2 separate regions of the Homo sapiens genome follow, and region 1 is linked to region 2. Evidence: read pairs that join two places in POLR2A ChIA-PET (ENCODE). Cell type or tissue: HepG2. All regions are shown on one strand.

Region 1 (4,000 bases), 320 kb before region 2:
TCCCCTCAGAGCTTCCACTCCTAATATAGTTGTTCCTTGGTGTCTATGGGGGACTGGTTCCAGGACCCTCCTCAGATACCAAAATCTGTGGATGCTCAAGTCCCTGGTATAAAATGGAATCGAGGCTGGGAGTGGTGGCTCACATCTGTAATCCCAGCACTTTGGGAGGCCGAAGAGGGTAGATCACCTGACATCAGGAGTTCGAGACCAGGCTGGCTAACATGGAGAAACCCTGTCTCTAATAAAAACACAAAAATTAGCCAAGTGTGGTGGTGTGCGCCTGTAGTCCCAGCTACTTGGGAGGCTGAGTCAGGAGAATCCCTTGAAGCTGGGAGGCAGAGGTTGCAGTGAGCTGAGATAGCGCCACTGTAATGCAGCCCGGACAACAGAGAGAGACACCATCTCAAAAAAAAAAAAAAAAAAAAAAAGGCATCGAATTCACATATAATCTATGCACATCCTCCCGTATACCTTAAGTCATCCTTAGACGACTTATAATACCGAATACAATGTAAATGCTATGTACATAGAAAAGTCTGAACATGGGGTTGGGCACGGTGGCTCACACCTGTAATCCCAGCACTTTGGGAGGCTGAGGCAGGTGGATTACCTGAGGTCAGGAGTTACAGACCAGCCTGGTCAACATGGTGAAACTAAAAATTCAAAAATTAGCTGGGTGTGGTGGCGGGCGCCTGTAATCCCAGTTCTCGGGAGGCTGAGGCAGGAGAATCGCTTGAACCTGGGAGGTGGAGATTTCACTGAGCCGAGATCACGCCACTGCCCTCCAGCCTGGGCTACAGAGCGAGACTCCACCTCAAAAGAAAAAAAGTCTGAACATGTTCAGTAGAGATGCCATTTTATTTCCTGAATATTTTCAATCCAGGGTTGGTTGAACCCAAGTACAGGGTGCACAGATACAGAGGGCCAACTGCACTTACAGTGGCTCTCGGCTATGCAGGGTGCTGGGATAGAGGCCACGTAGCTGTGTTAGAGTGGCCAGCACTGCTGCAGCCCCATCCACAAGGAGTGGTCAGAGCCATAGGTCTCTGACAAGGAAAAAACTCGAATCTGAGGCCCCTCACTGACCTCTGTCCTCACTGCCCAGAGCATGAGGAGGTGGCGGAGGCCTTTGAAATTCCCTTGCATGGTACACAGGGGGAAACTGAGTTAAGGGGAGGGCAGGAGCTTACCTGCAGGGCTCTCAGCACAGCCCTGGAACCCTTGGCTCTTCCCCCATCACTGTCGCCTTCTCAGCCTCATATCTTCCTGTCCCCAGCCCTGGCCTGGTCCTGAAGCTGGTGAGGCCCTTCTCCCTGCTGCCTCTCTGAGGGACCACAGGCATCCAAGAGAAAGCGCCTGATGGTGGCAGGGGGCCTAGGCCCCTGGCTGGACTGCCTGTGGGATCCTGGGCAAGTCCTCCCCGCTCTGGACTTTAGTCTGGCCATCTGTGCCATGGGGATAGTGGTTGCTGCTCCAGGAGGCAGACACGCTCAGCCTCACAGGAGAGAGACTACCCCCATCACCAGGGTGGGAGGCTCTTCCAGAAGCTCCCAGAGGCCCCTACCATGGGGCCTGAGCAGACCTGCAGCCAGGAGCCTGTCACAGGGACCTGACCGAGGGGCTGGCTGTGGCTGCATACCAGGACCCTGTCTGCTCGCCAGCACACACGGATGGCCATCACAGGCAGGGGTTTGGAGCATGGCTTTAGAGTGGGAATGGCCTGTCCCCATCATCCTAGGGCTTCGGGTTCCTCACGAGGAGGACAGGAGGAGTTGCCCCGAGGCTGTGAGGATTCAAGGGGACCTGCCCGGGGCTGTGGCTGCTCTGTGGCAGCTCTGAGGCTGAAGTGTGTCCTTGCCAGCTGCTCATAACCCCGGACACTAAGGGTGAGTGACTCATTCTGCTTCCCGGTACTCTTGGGGCTGGACACAGGCACACACATGTGCACACACTTGCCCCACGTGAATCTGTAGTCCTCGGGGGTTGGAGGTGATCACATCTTCAACCCCCAGGTGAGGGCCACATAAGACCTGGGCCTCCGTCTGGGCCAGAAGGGCAGGACAGGCCTGCCTCTGTACACTTCAGCTGCACGCTGGGGAGCCCCGGCCCCGCATAGTCAGAGGAGGGTGGGCTGACACACCCCTGAACCCTGGGTGGCTGGACGCAGACCTCAGACTGGGGAGGTGGGCACAATAGCCAGCCCCCAGGCCTGCTAAGAGGCCAGACAGGCGCCAGCTGCGGTTTCTCCCCAGGCCCCTGCCCCTCCATGTCAGTCCCTCCCTGTTCCCACCGCTGGCCGGCAGGGCCCAGACGCCGTGTGCCCCTGCGACTGGCTCACACTTACCTGCCCCCTGACGAAGCTGAAGCCTGCCAGGCAGAAGGCCAGGAGGCAGAGTGGGAGGAGGCCCCGGGGCCCCGCCATGGCTGGTGGGCACGCTGTCCAGGACAGAGTCGGGGCGTAGGGAATGAGCTCTAGGAGGCAGGCACAGCACAGGCAGGCGGGACGGGGCGGGCAGTGGCCTTAAAAGCAGCCCGGAGGCCCCGCCAGCTCACCCCCACAGGAACCCGCCAGGATTTCCTCCTGCATATCAGCAGCCTGCAGGCGGAAGGGAAGGTGCTGGCCACTGACCCCCCATGGGCGGCCTGAGCCCTGCTCGGGGCTTCCCGGCTGGGACCCTCCTGGCATCACAACCTGGAAGTCCAGGCCACCATGAGCCCCGGGACCTGGGCTCTATCAGAGGTTCTGAAGCAAATCCAAAGGCACACGTGAACGAGTCCCCCGCCTGCGAGCCCAGTGTGTTTCATTCAGAGGCTCCTGGGGTGCTGGTCGGCGGAAGGCAGGGCAGCCCCTGAATGGGTCTGTCTGTTCCTGCCTCCACCTTTCCAACTCCAGGGCGCTCATGGGGCTCTGACTCGCTACAGGCACCCTGCTAGCCCACCAGACCCACATCCCCTCACTAGCCCCAGCCACTCCTGAGCCGCTGGTCCTGCCCGCCAACCCCCATCCACCCTCCCTGCCTCCCTATCTGCCCTCCACTCAGCAGCCCATGCTCAGCCAGCTTGCTGCAGCACCTCCAAACCCCTCTCCAGCTGGCTGGTCTCTCTGAACTCTCCCCAGACAGGTCTGCTCCAGCCGCGCAGGCCTCTCTGCTCCTTCAGTGAGCTCTCCCGGCATGTGCTGCTACCCTAGATTGTCACACTCTGGCTCCTTCTCACAGGTGGTCTCAGGTCAAGGGCCACCACTTCAGAGCGCCTCCCTGGTCTCAGCCTGCAGGTGGCCCTGCACCTGGTTCACCTGGCAGCACCAGCCACCAGCTGACATTGGCTTGTTTCATTTGTCTCCCCTGGAACATTGGCTGTGGAAGAGTAGGGGCGCTGTCTGGCTGATTCGCACAGTGGATGCTCAATACACGTGTGCAGAAGGAATAAATGAATGGAGGTGGCTACTTTTATGATCCCTCTGTTACTGGTGGGGAAACTGAGGCTCAGAGGGGCTGGGTAGCTTGTCTGAGGTAATCAGTTTTCATATCCAATCCCAGGGCTACTGTCTGAAGCCACCACTGCCTGCACAGCCAGCACCCCCAAGAGGTGCAGTGGGCCCAGGCTGAGGGCCTCTGCGTGCCAGGGCTGCACGTGGTGGGCCTTGCCTCCAGTTGTCACTACCCCCAACTGCAGACGGCGTAACAGTTGGGGAGACAGGAGTGGGCCAGAGCCCGGTGGCCATCTGTAAATGCTTTGGTAAAGGCCAGGTTGGGGAAAGTTTCTCCTCCCCAGCACACCTCCACTCCCATCAGTTTGGAGGGGCCTTCAGGCAGGCCTGAGATCTGGCTGGGATGGGGGTTGCAAGGGGAAACCCTCCCCACATTCCCCACACCCACAGTCTTCCTGGGGGTGAAGGGTCCTCCAGGCAGGACCCCCACTCTGCTGGCACCAAGGGAAACGGGGGAACAGAAGCAGGCCTGGGACCCAGGCTGGCCACGCCACCCACCTCTCCACAGCC
Region 2 (4,000 bases):
ACCCTCTCTCTTGATCCCATCCCCTGACCCTCTACAGCACCCCGCCCTGTAAACCTCAGGGGAGACCCCAAGCCTTCCGTGCTAGCTCCTAAAGACTCCCCCAGGGTCCTGGCTTCCCCAGGCTCCAGCCCCAGCTCCTTCCTGCTCTGCCCCAGTAGGCTTCGGGGGTGCCTCTCACTGTCTCCCTAAACCCCACAGCTGCCTTAGTCCTTGATACTGCTCCCAACTGTGCATTTGGATATTCTGGTGCCTCACAGCCTGGCACTGCCCAGTGCCCCTGCTGCATCTCTGTGCTGTCACCATCTCCCTGGGGCTGGGCCCCCTTCTGCCTGCTGCTCCTCAGGTCTCCAGGCCTGGCAGCCTCCATGCTCCCTCTTTGTTGAGGGTGCTCCAGTGTCACCCCAGCCTCCTCCTTATTGTCCTTGCTGCTCCTTGACACCCTCCCCAATTTATTCTCACACTTTCTTTGTAACCCCTTCCACTCCCCTTGGCCCAATAACCATTAGATCTTCCCAGTGAGACCTGGCAGCTCCCCCTTTCCCCATTCTTTGGCCCCTTGTCATTGGCCCTGTCCCATAGCTCCTGAATTTCTAAACCTTGCTGAGACAGTGGTAACTGGCCACTACCCCTCCCCAAAGAGGAGAACTAACCCCCTGCCAGTGTCATCCCAGTCACACCCCTTTTGGCCCTGGGCTAGTCACCTCTCACACTTAGGGCTTTGCGCAATCTGCCCAGCTCTGCTCCATTTTTTTTTTTTTTTGGGGACAGAGTCTTGCTCTGTCACCCAGGCTGGAGTGCAGTGGCTCGATCTTGGCTCACTACAACCTCCGCCTCCTGGGTTCAAGCAATTCTCCTGCCTCAGCCTCCTGAGTAGCAGGGACTACAGGCATGCAGCACCACACACGGCTAATTTTTTTGTATTTTTAGTAGAGATGGGGTTTCACCACATTGGTCACCCTGGTCTCGAACTCCTGACCTCAAGTGTTCTGACCCCCTCGGCCACCCAAAGTGCTGGGATTACAGGTGTCAGCCACTGCACCTGGCCGCTCTGCTTCTCTTAAAAGCCTCCTGTAGATGTTCCAGCTTCTAGTTTCCCTCTCACAGCTCGACATCCAGCCCTACTCACAATGTTGACTATGCGCCTCACAGGAATGCCCAACTCCCAGCACTTCCCACTGCCTACAGAGCAGAGGCCAAGCTCACCTGTGTGGCATTCGAACCTTCCCTGGTCACTGTCCAGGCTCCTGTGGGCAGCAAGATTCAGACAAGGGAGGGCTGGGTTCTGGTCCTGGTGCTTTCTCCACTGTAGGGCCTTCCTCATCTCCCTGTCCCTACCCCCACCACTCTTTTTTTTTTGAGGCAGGGTCTCGCTCTCTTACCCAGGCTGGAATGCAGTGATGCAAACATAACTCTAACCTTGAACTCCTGGGCTCAAGCGATCCTGCTGCCTCAGCCCCCACCACACTTTGACTCTTGGCCTCTACTCTAGCCCAAGGGCAGGAACTCCCCAAAGTGGGTGCAGATCCACGGCTCAGATCTTGAGCCAGCCGGGTTCCGGGAGGGAAAAAAGGCAAGGCCAGAGCTTGGCTGATGTCATGCCAATCTTTCCCAAACCAGCAGAGGCTTGTGCAAGGAGAGGTCACTGGAGTCCCTGCGTCCAGGTGGCATGACGGGGCACAGCGCATACACATAAACATGGACACACGGTGGAGAGGCTTGTGTTGACTTTGCGCCTGGGCCCCTCCCACTCACCATTTTTTTGTCGGACAAAAAAAATGTGTCACCATTGATTTGTCAGACAAATCTGGGTGACACAAGCCTGACTTCCAGCTGCCAGTACTGGAGACCCTGTGCCTGAGGGCTTTCTTTGCCCAGGGGGCCTTGAGGCCTGTGTGTAGGGCAGACAGGAAATGCCAGGTCTCAACCAGGGCTGCTAAGAATGGGTGGAAAAACCTCTCGACTCCCTCATGCCTCAGCTGGGGTGACCCTGGCATGTTCTGCAGCCTGTCCCACAGCTCTCCAGCAGGATTGAGCCCGGCTCTCCCACAGAAGTCACTTGCTTCATAACGCCCCCTCCGGTTGTTGCCTAGAATCACCTCCCAGATAAATGAATTACAATTATTCTTGAATCCTTTCCCAGGGTTGGCTTCTAGAGGAACCCAAACCAAGATACACAGGCGCAGGATCATGCACAGAGTCTCACATAGGCACACACACATGAACCACACACAGCACTCAGAGACATAGCCATGCACACACAGATTCAGAGATGCACATACAGATACAGTCAAACACACCCACACGTGTGCACACAGAGGCGCAGCCATGGACACACAGACACAGCTGTACCCCCACTCGCATACCTGTGCATGCACACAGACACTCACATACACAGACATGCACGCCCTTTCAGCCATGCATGCAGACACAGGTGCACACGCCCTCATCCATCACATATGATAAAGAGGGCAGCAGAGTGAACTGACAGGACCCTCCCTCCAGGACAACAGGGATCCTCAGCTGGATTAAGATCTGGCTCCTGTAGCCACAGTGGAGGAGGAGCTGGCCTGGGGGAGGCTGAGCAGCCAGAGCCCTGGAGTGGGGTTGTGGGATCCAGAGGAGAGGCAGCATATGGGAGGTCAGGATATCTGAACCAACGTTGGGGGCAGGATTTTTCAAAAAGATCCCAGACACAGGAGCCTCCCAGGTAGAGGGAACAGCTTAGAGCAGGTAATGGGCTGGAAAGGTCTGGCCCATGGGGTGATCCTGGTGGGGCGGGGTGCAAGGCGAGGCTGAAGAGGTGGTGGGGCAGGCAGGCAATGGAGAGTCTGACCTCATCCCAGGAGCATGGGGAACCATAGAGGGGCTTTGCGTGAGGGAGCACACAGTGATCCCCAGGGAGGCTGACAAGTACAATCACCCCACATCTGTCCGAGTCCATTTTGTGCTCGTCCAGGACCAGAAGACAAGGCCCCTCCTCTCTGGGGATCAGTCTCGCCCCTGCACAGGGTGGCTGCTCTGGCACTGAGTGTGTGAGTGACTTGTGGGGGTTAGGCTTACCTGAGACCCAAGGATGACTCATCAGAGGGGGCCTTTGTCACCTGAATGACCCCCTCGTTTCCTTGCAGCTGAGCTGGGTTGTGGGGAGCAGGACAGTCCCTGAGAGGTAAGGGAGCTGATGGGCAGGAGGCAGCGGAAGTGAGTCTGCACCAGACGGGCCTGCTACTGCCTGTCTCAGCCCCAAAAAGCTGTGCATCTCTTCTGTCCCACACTTGCCCTTCCACGGTCTGGGGCACCCACGTCACTGTGGAATACCTGCTTGTCTTTCAATACCCCCTCAACACACCAAATGCTTTCTCCTCCTCTTCTCAGAAACCCCTGATCCTGCCACCCGAGGGGCACCCCTGGTGCTGGGCTTGAACCCCCGTGAGGACACTCCCTGAGCTCAACCTGCTTGGTGGTCCTTTTCCTCTCTGGCTTCCTTGGAGCAAGGACTCTGGTGCTAGTCACCTGCTTCTCCCGCTGAGGCAGGCTCAGGGGCTGGTATACACCTGCCACTCCATTAGAGCCTGGTGACCCCACCACAGGCCCCGGCACACAGCTGGCATTCCCCGAACACTTGTGGAATTGAATCCCCTGTTCTTCACCCTACAGAAAGTCCCTGAGTGGAAGCATCGCTGGAGATGGTGGGAGGGATTCCCTGGTGCACTCAGGCTCACTGGTTTTGGGGATTGATTCATCAGACAAATCTGAGTGATCTTTCTTCGTGCCAGGCCAGGGCCAAGTGTTCCACATTCACCGGTGACCAGCAGGGTGTGGTCCCTGCTTTCAGGGAGCTCATAGTCATAGGGGAAATGAATGATAAACTCACAACATGTCAGGAGTGAGGAGCAGAGAGGCATGAGAGGGTGCTGGGGCGGGGTCAGAGGATGCGACTCTGAGGTGACGTTCAGGCTGAGGCCTGAAATATCATGAGCCAGCAGAATGATGACACGGCGGA

The links. Peaks named below come from ENCODE experiments on the same cell type or tissue, not always from the same donor. Only the 100,000 strongest peaks of a DNase experiment are listed, where the experiment ranks them.
Region 1: POLR2A ChIA-PET joins it to region 2 with 6 read pairs; 1 of 35 experiments calls an interaction of 5 or more read pairs at or near these places.

Annotation. Positions count from the first base shown.
Region 1 is chr3:52,493,836-52,497,835 of GRCh38, reverse strand. It overlaps STAB1 (stabilin 1), which reads right to left and starts at 2,498. Exons shown (of 69, transcript NM_015136.3): 1 at 2,345-2,498. The coding sequence starts at 2,422. In HepG2, no CTCF peak of the experiment used is centred here; a DNase peak (open chromatin) is centred at 1,895; H3K27me3 peaks cover 265 bases.
Region 2 is chr3:52,175,036-52,179,035 of GRCh38, reverse strand. No RefSeq gene overlaps it. Among named protein-coding and RNA genes, the nearest start is that of ALAS1, 21 kb to the left of the region's middle. In HepG2, no CTCF peak of the experiment used is centred here; DNase peaks (open chromatin) are centred at 1,225, 1,695 and 2,035; H3K4me3 peaks cover 1,082 bases.